Regions from separate parts of the Homo sapiens genome. Here region 2 is linked to region 1. A link is an interaction called in ENCODE POLR2A ChIA-PET data of the cell type or tissue named here. Cell type or tissue: MCF 10A. All regions are shown on one strand. Links, peaks and the distances in the headings refer to the core of each region. The heading gives the core; the rest is flanking DNA. Region 1 overlaps TMEM254 (transmembrane protein 254). Region 2 has its middle 14 kb from the start of SFTPA2.

Region 1 (7,787 bases), core at 2,416-6,415:
TTGGCCAGGCTGGTATCGCACTCCTAACTTCAGGTGATCCACCAGCCTCAGCCTCTCAAAGTGCTGGAATTACAGGTGTGAGCCACCACACCCAGCCAAAAGTATTCATTCTTTAATCTTCAAATTCCAGATCTTGGAATTTTTTTCTAAGGGAACAAATACCAAAGTGGGACAAATGCAAGAAATTAATGTTCACTGCCATATTGCTTGTAATAGTAAAAAAGTAGAGACTTAAAAGTCCATCAGAAGAAAGATTTTTTAAATACGTTAAGGCACATCTATGTAACAGAATACTATGCACTGTTATTAATGGATGGGTAAGTTTATATGTATAGACATAGACAAATAGGGATATGTTAGCCCAGTACAGTGGCACACCTGTAGTCCCAGTTACTTGGGAGGCTGAGGCAGGAGGATCACTTGAGCACAGGTGCTCAAGGCCAGCCTGGGCAATAGAGTGAGACCCATCTCTTAAAAAACAAAATAAAATTTAAAACAGGCATATATAACAATGGAAACCAATTATGAAAGAGATTATATCTATATGTATATATATATAATTGGATTATAGGCATCAGCCACCATGCCCAGCAACTTTCAATTTTTTTTTTTTTTTTGAAATGGAGTCTTGCTGTGTTGCCCAGGCTGGAGTGCAGTCGTGCGATCTCGGCTCACTGCAACCTCCACCTCCTGGGTTCAAGTGATTCTCCTGCCTCAGCCTCCTGAGTAGCTGGGACTACAGGTGCCCGCCACCATGCCCGGCTAATTTTTTGTATTTTAGTAGAGACGGGGTTTCACCATATTGGCCAGGCTGGTCTCAAACTCCTTACCTGGTGATCCGTCCGCCTTGGCCTCCCAAAGTGCTGAGATTACAGGCGTGAGCCACCGCGCCCAGCCAACTTTCAATTTTATTAGCTGAGTTTTTAGCACAACATTATTAACTTTTAAAAACAAACATGTTTGTTTTGAAATAGGCAAAACAACAAAAATATTTTGTTTTGGAAAGTAAATTTATATGATCCTGTAAATGTGTATGATATTTAGTAAAGAAAAATAAAGATGAGTTGCCATCTTGGAAGAGCAGGCTCACTGAACAGCAGTGCTTGTTTCCTCCTCCTTCAGAAGGGTCACAGTTGGTGGCTAGGTAACCCGGAGAAGGGTTTTCCTGGGGTCATCATAACTTGTTCTCATTCACATACCTTTATCCGTATTCTTAGCTCATTTTGCCTATTTAAAAGACAAAAGTCTTTTAAGAAAGTTTTCTTAATTTAATTCACATTTCCCTTAATGATTCCACCAAGACCCAAGCAGATGCAAAAATCTCTTTGTGAGTACACTTTTTCCTGCCTTAAGAAAAAATGTTACCTCTGATACTTGAAAAATTTCACAATTTACCTGTTTTGGTCATTCGAGGCTGCCCTGTCACAGAGTACTTCTACTTGTCAAGAACTTCTTTTCTGTTTCTACACTGTAATAAAATCTACTCTACATACAAATTTTTGCAAAACCTTAAAAACCTTTCTAAGGGCTGCAGAGCCAACTGGGGTATGCAAGCAGCAAGAATCTAATTTCTGAACTAAGAGAATAAGCCATATATTCTGAATGGAACTCCAGACTATAAAAAGGTAACAATGAACATGAATATTGGCCTCAAAGAGATACTATTTTATTTATCCCTAAGGAAAAAACATTCTATTTTTCTTGTTAAAGTATTGTTATGTAACAAGAATTACAGCACCTTTCAAAGAAGAGTTGAACCTTACTTTGTAATCAAATAAATACAGGTTAAAATGGCTAGATACCCTTTTTAATCTACCAAAATAGCAAAAGGTTTTTTGCCCCCTCACCTCACCAAAAATGGCACTTTCTTTTTCTTGTCTTTTTTTTTTTTGAGACAGAGTCTCACTTTGTCGCCCAGGCTAAAGTGTAGTGGTACGATCTCAGCTCACCGCAACCTCCGCCTCCCAGGTCCAAGCGATTCTCCTGCCTCAGCCTCCTGAGTAGCTGGGGTAACAGGTATGTGCCACCACACCCAGCTAATTTTTTTTTTCATATTTTTAGTAGAGACAGAGTTTCAACCATGTTGGGCACGCTGGTCTCGAACTCCTGACCTCAGGTGATCCGCCTGCCTCAGCCTCCCCAAGTGCTGAGATTACAGGCATGAGCCACCGTACCCAACTCATCTCATAATTCAAAAGGAATATTTATTCTGATTCATAGTGACTAATGATACATTCTAACATGTTAGACCATAAATGATTTCAAGAACATAAGAGTAACCTAACCTCTATGCCTGTTCTCCCTCTGCCCTTCAAAAAAATTGTATATTAAATTTGAGGGCCGGGTGCGGTGGCTCACGTCTGTAATCCCAGCACTTTGGGAAACCGAGGTGGGCGGATTACGAGGTCAAGAGATCAAGACCATCCTGGCCAACATGGTGAAACTCTGTCTCTACTAAAAATACAAAAAGTAGGCTTGGTGGCGGGCGCCTGTAATCTCAGCTACTTGGGAGGCTGAGGCCAGACAATCGCTTGAACCAGGGAGGCAGAGGTTGCAGTGAGCTGAGATTGCACCACTGCACTCCAGCCTGGCGACAGAGCGAAACTCCGTCTCAAAAAAGAAAAAAATAAATAAAAATAAAAATAAAAATTTTTGTATTTTGGTTTTCATCAGATACTCCAAATGCCAACAACAAAATAGGTGTCACGCACTCCTACATTCCAAGTTGAGGGGCTGGACCGGACACTTCCAATCTGAGATTCTACTGCGATGCTGCAGAGGCCATTGGAAAGAGGTCCTAGTGGGCTGTGGCATTTCCCACAAGTCAAGCCCAGAGAATGGCCTCAACAGAACCATTTGTAGAGCTTGACATGAGTCTCTGGAATTTGGGGAAGGGTTTAATATCTGATTCCAAAGAGTAAACACTGTTTGGTCTGCTTGCTGGGAGAGAAGGAAGCACCGCCACACTGATAACTGCATGCACTTGTAGATTATCCCACTGGAGGGATACGGAAGTTGTTTACTGTGAGCCATACAGATCCTGGAGAAGGCACTGAACATGAGTAGGTTTAAAAGGGACCCTGTACCACAGACCCACCTGAAGGACGGAAGTGATCTCAATAAAAGGGTAATTCTCCCTAGAACACAGACTCTGAGGGTGAAACTGCAAGTGGCATGCTGGAGGGGGTGTCTGAATGAACCATCAAGGAAACTGCAGAAGGGAGATCCCTGGTGATGAGTAGTGTCTCAAAAATCTACCACATCCCCTCTAGAGAGAAAGAGCCAATACTGGATATGCAATATACACAGTACCTAGCTGCCTGATCACAAGGCAGCAGCTGTTTATTGTTTTTTTTTAACTTTTATTTTTTTTGAGAAAGGGTCTTGCTCTGTCACCCAGGCTAGAGTGCAGTGGTGCGATCTCGGCTCACTGCAGCCTCTGCCTCCCGGATTCAAGCGATTCTCGTGCCTCAGCCTCCTGAGCAGCTGGGACTGCAGGCACGCACCACCATGCCTGGCTTTTTTAGTATTTTTTGTATTTTTAGTAGAGATGGGGTTTTGTCATGTTGGCCAGGATGGTTTCAAACTCCTGGTCTCAAATGATCTGCCCACCTTGGCCTCCTAAAGTGCTAGGATTATAGGTGTAAGCCACTGCACCTGGCCAGCAGCAGCTATTTAAGGCTGAGCCTTGTTCTCCCTAACTATTCCCACTATCCCAAGGGACCACAAGCAGCGATTATTAGTGAATAGAGGAGAAGGTGAAGTGCAAGAGAAGATATCAACTGCACCCTTCTCCCCACTGCAGGCTCCTGAGCCCCAGCTGGATGAAAACAGACATTTTGAATTAGAAGAAAGTTTATAGTTTTAACAATAGACTGGGCTAGAATAGATAATATCAGATGGTGACTGGAAATCCTACGATCTGTTTGAAATTCCATCCAGAGATACGGTGGAAGGTGGGGAACGATCTACAAAACAAATTTACTTGGAGAGGGGTGAGAAAGAAAGAATAAAGTTACTTTCTGCTCCTCTTCATAGAAAGTCTAGCTTGTGGCCAGGCACAGTGGCTCATGCCTATAATCCCAGCACTTTGGGAGGCGAAGGCAGGCGGATCACCTGAGAGGTCAGGAGTTCGGGACTAGCATGGCCAACATGGTGAAACCCCGTCTCTAATAAAAATACAAAAATTAGCCAGGCATGGTGGTGGGCTTCTGTAATCCTAGCTACTGGGGAAGCTGAGGCAGAATCGTTTTAACCCAGGACGTAGAGATTGCAGGGAGCCAAGATTGCGCCACTGCACTCCAGCCTGGGTGACAAAGCAAGATTCCCTCTCAAAAAAAAAAAAAAAAAAAGTCTAGCTTATTTGTTTAATAAACAAGAAAACAGAGTAAGATCATTCTATTTAACATACTTAGCAGTCTCTGACATAGCAGTACCCAATCAATATTATTTTTATTATTGAAACATAGTAATAGCAATACAGTATCTTATTTTCCACTTTTAGAATAGAAAAATAATAGAGGTGATAGTATATCTTGACCAGAAATTAATTCAATTAATTATTATCTTGACCAGAAATTAATTGGAAAGAAGCAATTTGGCATTTCCATAACCATGTTTTTCATTGTACCATACTTTCTGTATATGCTTATATAAAGTACAAACATAATTTTTTCTTGTATTCTCACATAGCATTAACCTATACTAGCATCTCCTGAGTGGGGTCTGGTTTGGGGGCTTTTAACTAGCATTGCATCCTAGAATTATCTGTGGAGCTTTTAAAAAGAGCACATTCCTATCTCTGAGGCAAGACTTACCCAATCAGAATCTCTGGGTCTGGAAACCAGACGTGTGTATTTTGAAAAAGCTCCTCAGGTGGCTCAATTGTAAAACGAGGATTGTGAGTCATCGGCCTAGGTCAGTCACTTAGCTCTTTTGTAAACTAGAAGCCAGGCTCCTATTCCTAGTCTTTTGATCTAGTTGGGGCTACCCAGAAAATTTGTTAAAAAATAACAAAAGTCATCTGAATTAGATAACTAAGTAATTGGTTAACCAACATAAACAAAATGAATGCATTCATCAAACATTTACTGGGTACTGCCTCTGCTCCAGGCTCAGTATCAGGCATGGGGATTCCGCTCTACCCTGAGAATATTCTCAGCCTACAAGTGTGTGAACTATTTAAATGTGGCTGCTCTCAATTTATATTAGCTACTAAGAGAAAGGCAACAAACACCTACTTCAAAGACTTACTTGCACAATACTATGGCATACAAGGACTCTCCCACATGAATCAGCCAGGCAAGCCAATACCTGAAACCAAAAAAAAGGTTAATCTTTTTTAAGGTGATAGTTATCTGCTGATGAAATCTAACACAGCAATCTCAAAAAGAAAAGTGCCTTAAGGTGAACCGACACTACTCTTAGATACCAAAAGGCAGCTGCAGGCCTTCCAGGTTTCCCATGAGACCAGAGCTCCAGTGTCCACAGTCCACTTGTGCAGCTCTCCTTACCCATTGCACAGGAGGGTGTGATGGTGGTCCACCAAGTACTGAGTGAAGGGGCCCAGGGGCCCAAGGTTCTGATAAGGGATACTCTGAGGCCAGAAGACAACCCACTGAAAGAGAAGCAGAGACACAGAATACCTATTAGGTCACTTAAAACCTGTTTTTTGTTTTTGTTTTTGAGAAAGGCTGTGAAACAGTAAAAAAATTACCACAGACCGAAGAAACTCTGAACAGTCATTTGGGTCTCCATTCTTGGCTTCTATTTTCTTTCTTTCTTTTTTTTTTGACAGGGTCTCACTCCGCTGCTGGGGCTGGAGTGCAGTGGCATGATCATGACTCACTGCAGCCTCCACCATCTGGGCTCAATCCATCCTCCCACCTCAGCCTCCCAAGTAGATGGGACTACACGTGTGTGCCACCATGCCCAGCTACTTTTAAAAATTGTATATAGAGATGGGGTCTCACTATGTTGCCCAGGATGGTTTCCAACTCCAGGGCTCAAGCAATTCTCCAATCTTGGCCTCCCAAAGTGCTGGGATTACAGGCATGACCTACTGTGCCAGGATGACTTCTATTTTCTAAAAGCAACTCTACTGGGAGACTTATGCTGAGGAAAGTATGTGGTTATCAGACTCAGTGCCCACGGTGGATGACTCTTAAAGTCTTTTTTTCTTCCTTTTCTTCTTTTGTTTTCTTTGTAGAGAAGGGATCTCGCTTTGTCACCCAGGCTTGAGTGCAGTGGCCTGATCACGGCTCACTGCACCCTTGACTTCCCGGGCTCAAGCGATCCTCCCAACTCAGCTTCCCCAAGTAGCTGGAATACAGGCATGGCTACCACGACTGACTAATTTATTTATTTATTTATTTATTTTAGATGGAGTTTCACTCTGTCGCTTAGGCTGGAGTGCAGTGGCACGATCTCGGCTCTCTGTAACCTCCGCCTCGCGGATTCAAACGACTCTCCTGTCTCAGCCTCCAGAGTAGCTGGGACTACAGGTGCATGCCACCACGCCCAGCTAATTTTTGTATTTTTAATACAGACAGAGTTTCACCATGTTGGCCAGGCTGATCTCCAACTCCTGACATCAGGTGATCCGCCCTTCTCGGCTTCTCAAAGTGCTGGGATTACAGGTGTGAGCCACTGCCCATGGCTAATTTTGTGTGTGTGTGTGTGTGTAGAGATGAGGTTTTGCCATGTTGCCCAGGATGGTCTCGAACTCCTGGGCTCAAGCGATTTGCCCGCCTCGGCCTCCCAAAGTGCTGGGATTACAGGGGTGAACCACCATGCCTGGCTGACTCCTATTAATACATTCCACCAAAACCATTATTTTATAAAAGATATTAGCAAATTTTGAGTTTATGTGCTTTGGCTAGTTTCTTTACTGCAGAAACTGGCTCCAGCCAAACCTCTGTTTAATTTAGAATTCCTTTCTCGGCTTTCCCTTTTTGTACGGCTAAAACTGAGAATGATCCACTGCATAGAGATGGAAAATAAGTGAGATAAGGTTGTGACATTTTAATAGCAACTGCTTAATCACATAAATTTTTCGTAATCTTAACTTTCAGCCTCTGTATTGTAACTTCTGTCAGCTAAGACTTTTCTGAGAATAACTCAACAGTTTCAAAATGTATTGTCCCATTCAAATCTTTGTCAAGAGCAGTACTACCTCTCTCACGATGTTGTTTCACATCTGAAAGTTAAATAATGCACAAATATCACTGCATCCTCCCAAACCAAAGGGAAAGGGGAGCATCTGCCAGCTCCACAAGATCCCAATTTGAAGTCCCCAAAGCTTTCCTCCAACTATATTCTAACTAGTCACAGACACTAAATCGTAGAACAGAAATGCACCTTTGAAAATTTTCAGTTCAACACCTCCATTGTACATATGGGGAAATCAGGACATAGGTTGTCAGATTTGACACCAACAAACAACACTGTGGACAAGACAAATCTCCAATCTCCAGGATCTATTGGTATACCCAAATAGCTTCGCCTTCCTTCAAAATTTTACCACCTTATCACTTGACGTTAGGAGTTCGAGGCCAGCCTCACCAATACCCATGTCTACTAAAAACACAAAAAAATAGCTGGGCATAGTGTAATCCCAGCTACAGGTAAAGACATGAGAATCGCTTGAACCTGGGAAGCAGAGGTTGCAGTGAGCCGAGATCGCCCCACTGCACTCCAGCCTGGGTGACAGAGCGAGACTCCGTCTCAAAAAAACACAAAACTACCACCTTAGCCCCCAACCTACTTTTCCACGCATCTTTCTCGTT
Region 2 (8,947 bases), core at 1,870-5,869, 540 kb after region 1:
GATGGTAGAGCCTACTATATGCCTAGGCTGCCTGGTATAGCCTATCGCTTCTAGGCTACAAGCCATTGCAGCGTGTTACAGTACAGAATATGCTAGGCAATTGTAACACCATGGCAAGTACTTGTCTATCTAAACATGCCTAACCACAGAAAAGGTACGGGAAAAATATGGTATGATAATCTGAAGGGACCATCATGGTCCAGCTCATCTGGCTTCTGTCCTGGGGAGGCAGGTGGAGGCAGAACCCCCGCTGCTAGCCAGGGAAGAGCTGCTAGTCCTTCCTGCCCCTGCCGCCTGCCTGTCATGTGCCCCTGCCTGACCATCAGGGTCCCACATGGTCTGTCATTGACTGAAATGTCCTCGTGCAGCACTTGACTGTAGTTAAGATGGCTGGCTCTTTCCACTCTGATTTCCCCTCCATCTCATTGCTCCTTGTGCCCCTCATGTTGGAGTGGTCATAGGCATTTTTAGGATCTGGCTTGGCATGAGACAGCTTTATGTAGTTTACAGTCACTTCTGTGTGTGGTTGCATTACTGCTAGTCTTCCAGCGTAGGAATGGCTTCCAGGAATATTGTTCTGATTCAGCCAGCAGGGTCGGAGATGATATCTAAATAATAAACATTTCCCCAACACCTGCTTTCAGAAATATGTCAGCAGTGGAGGAGAAACAAGTATGGAGCCAGAAACTAGTCTATGGAAAACTCTCTCCCCCATCATATGTATAGAGTTTTAAGCATGTGAGCCTGTTCACATCCATGCCTATTTAAAATGGAAGTTCTCTCCTGTAGAGAACATACTCAATAGTGCAATATAGACACTTATAACACACACATATAAATATGTCTTTTTTGAGCAATTTCAGTAAATGTATTTTGTTAGAGCTCCTGTGTAGTAAGGCAGAACTAGAGGAGTATTGCAAATAGAAGTATGCTTTTGTGTGAAATGAGATGTCTTATGCATCTCACTGTATCTGATTGCATCTTAGCTTGTCTGATGTATTTTATCCCAATGAAGTCCACAAGTTCTAGATGTGCACACTAAGAAAGATTAAATTTTATAACTTGATATGAAATACTAACATCTACAAAGACAACATAAAACTCAATCCACTATTACAACAAGACCATCCATGATAAACTGGATAATGCTTCTATCAATTTGAAAAGTACTAAGATTAGACACTGCGCAGAAAACTTAAAATGCCCAGTAATCTTACAGCTCATATATGAAACTTGATAGAAATATTTTCAACTTTGACTATAGTCATAAAAATTTACATGCTAGTACCAATGGGATTAACTATCTGCAGTCAAAATAGCTTACTTCTGCAAATTTTTAAAAAGCATATGGCCGACTTAAGGAGAAAATGCAATTAAAAAGAAAAGAAAGAAGCATATGGTCACAGTGGAAGAAGGTTGAAGTACCTTTCTATGATATTTAAAGAAAACAGTATTAGAAAATCCTCCTTATCCATAGATTTTGCTTCCTGAATATTTGTTGAATCTGACTCCTTGTCTCCATCCCTTACATACTGCTGTGGTAATTTTCAGGCCCTTGTAGTTTCCAGCCTGGGCTTCTGCAGGAGCTTTCTAACTGGTTTTCTTGGTTCTAGTCTCACACCCCTCAAATCTAACTTCCACAGTGGATAAGATGCATATCTGACTTTGTCACTTTCTTTCTTTCCTTTTTTTTTTTTTTTTAAGAGATGGAGTCTCAGTATGTTGCCCAGGCTGGTCTTGAACTCCTGGACTCAAGCGATTCTCCCACCTCAGCCTCCCAAAGTGCTGAGATTATAGGCATGAGCCGCTGCACCCAGCCTATGTCACTTTCTTAAACCATCAGAGGCTCTCCAGAATAAAGTGAAGCCCCTTAACCTGATACATAAGACTATCATGCCCTGCTTCTTTCTTACAAGTCTTGCCTCTCTTGAAACATCGCATTGCTTGTGTCCCCTCACCCTACCCTGTGGTCTCCCATCTGTACACCTTCGCTCAAGCTGTCTCCCCAGCCTACAACAGCATTTTCTCCTCTTTTCACTTTGGCTGCTCCTACTCATTCCCCAAGATTCTGCTTACTTCTTATCTTTTCTATACATTTTCTGACTTCCCTTTTCACGATAGTGGACTGAGCGCATGCTGCCATCTCTCCACCCAGGCCCATCCTCCAGAAATGACAGAGAAGGAAAAAATCAGTGTTCTCAGAAAGTTAACAGGAAATGTTCAGAGAATCAGAAGCACTGACACGTTTCTGAGAAGCCAAAGGCAGACAGGATCTGATTTGATACTGCAGCCCAGCTCATGAGCAGCAGCCAAGGACATACTACATGTATCCTTGTGTGTATATACTACAGTATATATTACAATAGTGGGAGCAGCAACAAGGCATTCCATGCCCAGAGGTGGTGAATGCCTGGAACAAGACAGGACCAAAGGACTACTGACAGAGGGTTAAACAAGTATCCCCGTGGAAGGAGCTAGATGAATTGACCCTGAATATCTCCCTCAACCCCACCCCGGCAGACAAGATGACCAGGACAGCAGTGTCTGTCTCCTGGTATGAACTGTGTTAGGAATGAAAGACAGGACAGGGCCCCATATGGCTGGTAAAGCCAAGGAAGAGTTAAGTAGCAGCCACATCCCAAAGACCAGCTGTGAGAGCACAGCTGGTCCACCTGATAGTGCCTCTGCCTGTTCTGCACTCTCCTTGAAAGCAACATGGAGCACAAGCTCATCCAGCGATTTCCAGCCCTCCCTCACAGCAAGCTAGGCCAGCAGATTTCTTGCAGAAAATCTCATGCGTAAAGATGAGTCCACTGTCAAAAAATATCATTTGAGAAGTACCACCATGAAAGGGAGACTTCCACCTGAGGAAACATAATAACCATAGCTAATATTTACTGAGCATTTATGTGTCAGGCGCTATTGCAAACATAAAGTGGGACTATTTTATGTTTGCAATAGACACATGAATACCTTACAAGAGTCCTACCTTATAAGAGTTTAAGGTAGGACTATTTTTATTGCCATTTTACAAATGAAGAAACTGAAGTGTCACGTGATTAAGTAACTTCTTCCAAAGTCACATAGCTTAACATAAGAAGCCACAGATTAACCTCAGCTGTCTGGCTCCAGATCTGAAGATTAAACAGAACAAATAGACAACCAGTAATGTGCTTTGAAGTAAGTATAATGAATATTCTCAAATAAGAAAGGATGGAAAAGAATCAATTAGGGATGTTAGAGGTGAACAATGTGTTCATTTTGTATTACTGATCATGGGAATAAAAATCAAAAAATATATTCATAGTTTAAACAGATAAAACCACCTGAGTGGATGAGCTATGGAGTGGAATGTATGCAGCTGAAGAGATAATTGGTGAACTGAAAGATTGGAATCCTCCCTGAAAACAGCAGACTTGGATAAATAAATAGAAAGTAGAAAAGAAAAGAAAAGATAATAGACATGGAAGATAGTTCCAGAAGTGCCAACATCCACCCACTGGGTGTTACCAAGAGAGAGACTGCTAGAGAAATGGATGTCCAATGAAACATGGTTGATTTGCAACACAAATTTATTTCCTCTCCCTCCCCAAATCCTAATAAAATGGCAGTAGAGGAAGAGCACAGGTAAAATTCTTCAAGGACAATAGAGACAGGAGAGGAGAAAACAGCAACCAAGAATTTGGACACGTATTTTGGAGATAGTATACAAAGGAATGGTAATTTGGCAGAATGGTGCATGTTCTCACTTGGATGCCCCAGAGGGAGAAAATAAGAAGAAGCCAACGGATTCTCCCTACTTCACCCCCAGAGTCTAAGAAAGGATCCACACTTAAAGAGGTGAGGTACAGTGTGAGGCTGTAAACAGGAAAACAGAGGCATAAGTGGAAACCCTAGGCCACTTTCTCTACCCTCTTCAGCCAGGGGTCCCCTCCACCCAGGGGAGAAAGGAGAGTTATTTGTCATATAAATTGAACCGAAGAAACTGCAGAATGGGAGGTCTGAGCCACACAGGTTTGGGAGGAGGAGGTAAGGTCAAGCTTAAACACAAGGATTAAACCACAATCTACATATTGAATGATGGGACCCCAGTCCCCAGAGAGTGAGCAACCTAATTTACAATCTACAGGCCAGAGTCCGGAGGATTCATTTGTGGAGAAAAGGAATGTCCCACACAAAGGGCCTCCAGTGGCTGATGTGTGCTGGTTTCCTCAATGAGGAGCTGACCTGATGCTCAGACACTCTGTGGTGAGCTCCATCAGTCAACAAGCCCCGCTCCCCCACAGACATTGCAGTCAGTGTTTTGTGCCTCACCCCCAAATGTGAATACACAGCTAAGGGATATCACCTGGGAGGAAGGCCTCCAGCAAGGGTGACCAACCTTCCTGGTTTGCCAGGGACCCAGGGGTTTCACAGGATTTGGGACAGTCAGTACTACTATGGTTTGAGTTTGTCCCCAACAAAACTCATGTTGAACTTTGATCCCCAATGTGGCAGTGTTGGGAGGTGTGCCTGGTGGGAGGTGTTTGGGTCACAGAGACAGATCCCTCATGAATGACTTGGTGCACTCCAGCTCTCTCATGAGACTGGATTTAGTTCTTGTGGGAATGTTCCTGCAGGAATGGGTTGTTGTAAAGCCAGGATGCCCCTTGGGTTTTTTCTCTTCCCACGTGTCCACTCACCATTGAGATTTTCCACCATGTTATGACATAGCACAAAAAGCCCCCACCAGAATCTGAGCAGATGCTAACACCATACTTTTTGAACTTCCCAGCCTGCAGAACTGTGAGCCAAATAAACCTCTTTTCTTTATAAATTCCCCAGCCTCAGGTATTCTTCTATAGCAACACTTATTGGATTAAGACAAGTACTAAAATAAGAAAAATCTCTGCCAAACCAGAATGAGTTAGTCGTCCTATTCTAGCATGTGCAAGCAACGTCCATTTGCATGGCTTTGCTTAATAATTTGCAAGCCTGACCTATATTCACAGCTCACAGGCTGAGAACATAGTCATCTGTTGTAATTTATATAATCTTGTGACAACACCTGCCAAAAATCATATTAAATGGCTTGTGACTTTTCTTGATCCTCTTCCAGCCTTTGACACAATATATAAGGAAAAATATGAACTATCCTGCTTGTAATTTCCAGTGGGTAAAACAAAGATGTGCCCTGGATCCTTTTATTTTTAACTTGAAACCATATTGAGATAGCCCATGAGTTTGCTTTCCTACTGACCCACATAACTGTTAGGCACAGTGCAGGCCACTGACCAGCATCAGCTCCAAAGGATCAGTATCTGTGCCCTGCAGGTTGTTGCATATGGTAGGGCCCCGCCACCCTGCTCTGCAGTGGAGCACAGAAGGTCAAGCATTCTCTCAGATGCAAATAACCTGATGTGGGTATCATGGACTAGGAGTAGTTTTAGTAGACAATGAATACTGCTATCTAATGACATCCAGAAACAAGGGCTACCAAATCTGGATCTGAAATAATCATTTTAATGGAAATCCCCCAAATTTAGGGAGATTTATAGGAAATAATGATAAACAATAAATCATTTAGTTACTTTGGGTGTACATTTCACAACCAGTTTTAACAGGGCTTATTGCTCAAAATTAGATGGGCCGCAGGTATGTGTGTGTGTGCACATGCTTATGTGTATGTGTAGCCAAACAAGATATATAGTTACATGCCTGCTTTACATTTTTTCTGGGCTATTTTTATTGCCGTTGCATTTTATGATGTGGAATTGTAGGGAATCAGTTACCCATTCATTGCCCTGTTAGGGAACTCTCAAATTTCCTCCTGAAGAGAATCTTGGCTCTGCCTGCAGGGACTCCCTTGATGCACTTTGGAGGGGATGTGGGTTGGCCTTCTCTTCAGAAACACGTTGACTTTCTTCTTTCTTTCTCTTTCTTTCTTTCTTTCTTTCTTCTTTCTTTCTTTCTTCTTTCTTTCTTTCTTTTCTTTCTTTCCTTCTTTCTCTCTCTCTTTTTCTTTTTTCTTTTCTTTCCATGTGTGAGGCAAAGATTTAGTTCTTCATTTCTTGCATTTGAAGTACTGTTCGATGACATCCTTGGCCTGAGACTCCTTCCATAGTCCTTAACTACTGCACAACTGCAACCAACCACTTTACAGGGTTTCCCCTCTCTGTCAATTGTACAGGGGCCTTCCCATTCCCCTAGTTTCTTGTTGTCATCACCCTTGATTAGGTTGATTTGGTGTTCAGCACAATGGGCCTTCACCAACTTGACATACATAGGCTTATCACAGTTGGATGCAAGCACACAAAGGTGGGCTTGGCGCTTGGCGGCAGCAGGGAAAGAGAGAAATGTTCTTTCTGGTGCATGAGTTTTCATAAGAGGATCTATGTCAAGCCACGGCTCAGTTTGTTATTAAGGTATATGGCTCGTCTCTTAATTGGCAATGGAAAGTTCCAGCATTCCAAGTAGAATCTCAACCTCAGAGCCACACTATACTTTTCAAAAGCTTGGCTAAGAGAAATGCTACTCATGGATAAGTGCCTGCAGAGTGCATGCTGTATTCAATCCTCTGGACAAATATTCTTAAATCTATTACCAATTTAGCCAGAGCCATGAACCTGTGAGCTTGACTGCTTCCCACTGACTCCTTGAAGAATGACTTTTAATGCTTTGTGCTTTGGTTGAGGGACATGATACACATTATACAAAGCATGGTTTTGAACACTGATCCCCATCTGTTGCAGGGATATTGTTGAGGATGTGGCTTCCCTATGAAGCCTCTCTATGAACACCTAGAGGAGAATATGCTCTTTGGTCCTCAGTATCTGGAATAGTTGTGCTTTTTCTTAGAAACCTGCAAATATTCTGGATCTCACAATGTGTCATATATCCCTCTCCCCATCAGCAGCTAGGGTCTTAGAGCCAAACCAGTGAACAACCATGAGTCCACACAAAGAGGGCTAATCACTCGGGTTGGCACAGTCAGTGAGGTGGCATCAGAGCCTGGGGTATAGGCAAGATGCCGTAGTGGCTCGATCTGCCATGGGCAGATCCAGATGTTGAGTGTCAGGGAACCCTCTCCCTAGAGGAGGGTTGGCGATGAACATGGATCCTCCAAACCACCCTAATGCAGGTGCCTGTAGGCCATCACTGCCCCTGAGGGTTAGGGCTGGGGTTAGGGTTAGGTACGTTAGCGTGATGACATGGCACACCTGGTCCTATACCTACACCCTTCTCCTCACCAGCTCTGTATCCTTTATTAACACACATGGATGGCATTGTTGGGAGCAGCAGGAACTGCATGTGAATCAAATGCCATGTGCTTTCCATTGTTTCACCCATCACAGTCCCCAGGGGTAGGTATATTCACACCCCAAAATTCACTTCTATTATGTGAGCCAGGGAAGCAGTATAATAGACATTAGCAGTGTGGGCTCTGGAGTCAGGGAACCAGTTTCAAATCCTGCCTCCACCTCTCACTAACTGAGAGGCCTTGGGTGAGACATTTAGTCTCTTTATCTATAAAACAGGAACAAAACACTGCTTACAAACACAGCTGTGACAGGAAACACATTACATAACCACTGTGAACCATTTAGCACAGAGCTTGACCCAGAAATAAATGCTACAAAGGCATGTATTGTGGTGGTGAAGACTTCGGTTTTTTGGAATTGGATACACCTGGGTTCAAATTCCAGCTCTTCCAGGGTCAACTGTGAAAACTTCGGCAAGTTTCCAACTTCATTAATCCTCATCTTTTACAACTGCAAAATGGGGAAAATAGTGCATACAAAACTCATGGCCCACTGCTTGAGATGAACTGTGTGCTCCATAAGTGATAGCTTTAGCCACTTGTTATTTTACTGCTATACCAGAGAGAATGCAGCTCAAGCTAAACAGGCAAGAGGGAATGTCTAAGGTGATTCTGCAGAGCTGCCAACCCTATGCGGCAACTGACCTCCATCTCCAACACATGGTAGTAACAGCTGCTTAAAAGGATTGTGTTCTATGTTCTAGGCAATGAGCTGAGAGTTTTTATATTTTTGTTTTACCTGGGACTAGGTATGGTGGATCTCAATATTTTGGGGGCCACAAGTACTGTATCAGACTGGTTTCAATCAAGAGATAGAAACCACAAGTGGTTTATGCAATGGAAGTTTAATATAAAGAATTATTCAGCTATGATAAAAGAGCAACTATATGATATAAAGAGAACCTTATAGGGCTACTCTCCCTACAGGTGGAGAAGAGTACCCAAGAAGGACAAGCTTGGAATGGGGCCCCCTCCCCAGGCTGGAGATCAGACATTGTCGGAGAAGGTATCATTGCAGCCCCCTACATGGCAGAGAGATTTGCTGGGTTGCATGGTCTAGAGCTGGTTGCAATTATTGGACAAGCAGGAAACAAACCTCCACAGCCCATGCGAGCCACACTGCTGGGTTGAGTGTATGAGCATGTAGAATGATTGGGTCTCCAGTGCGGACAGAAGGCATGGATCGCGTGGTGCCTGTGTTGGGAGGATACTAAGAGGGCGATCACCATGCCAGGACAAGACTAGTTGCCTGGGACCTTCTGGGCACGTGACTGGAGCAGAGTACCACTGGATCTCCTCACACCAGCCAGACCCAGGAAGAGAAACTCCTTTCACCTGCACTGTTCTCTCAGCACCCTCCGCTGAGAAAGCTTCACGTTATGCTTAGTGTACAGGAGAAATGCTCATGGGAATCCTGTCCATTATCACAGAGCAGGTATTAGTGGGTGAATATGGAGCTGAGAAGTAATAAGTTGTAACTGGTATAGATATCATGGGGGCAATTGTAGAACGCCGTGAACACATATGCATGGGTCCATGTATTCATGAGTGTGCACATATGTGTAATTATTCATACAATTCATGGTGGATACTACTTCGAGGGTGTTCACAGACCCCAGGTAGAGAGCGCCTGGAGGGAAAATTATC

The links. Peaks named below come from ENCODE experiments on the same cell type or tissue, not always from the same donor. Only the 100,000 strongest peaks of a DNase experiment are listed, where the experiment ranks them.
Region 2: POLR2A ChIA-PET joins it to region 1 with 5 read pairs; 2 of 35 experiments call an interaction of 5 or more read pairs at or near these places.

The regions. Positions count from the first base shown.
Region 1 is chr10:80,079,671-80,087,457 of GRCh38, reverse strand. TMEM254 (transmembrane protein 254) reads right to left here. Exons shown (of 4, transcript NM_025125.4): 2 at 5,514-5,617; 3 at 5,254-5,313. Among named protein-coding and RNA genes, the nearest start is that of TMEM254-AS1, 4.4 kb to the right of the region's middle. In MCF 10A, for the core only: no CTCF peak of the experiment used is centred there; a DNase peak (open chromatin) is centred at 4,877.
Region 2 is chr10:79,541,453-79,550,399 of GRCh38, reverse strand. It overlaps the pseudogene RPS12P18. Among named protein-coding and RNA genes, the nearest start is that of SFTPA2, 14 kb to the left of the region's middle. In MCF 10A, for the core only: no CTCF peak of the experiment used is centred there; no DNase peak of the experiment used is centred there.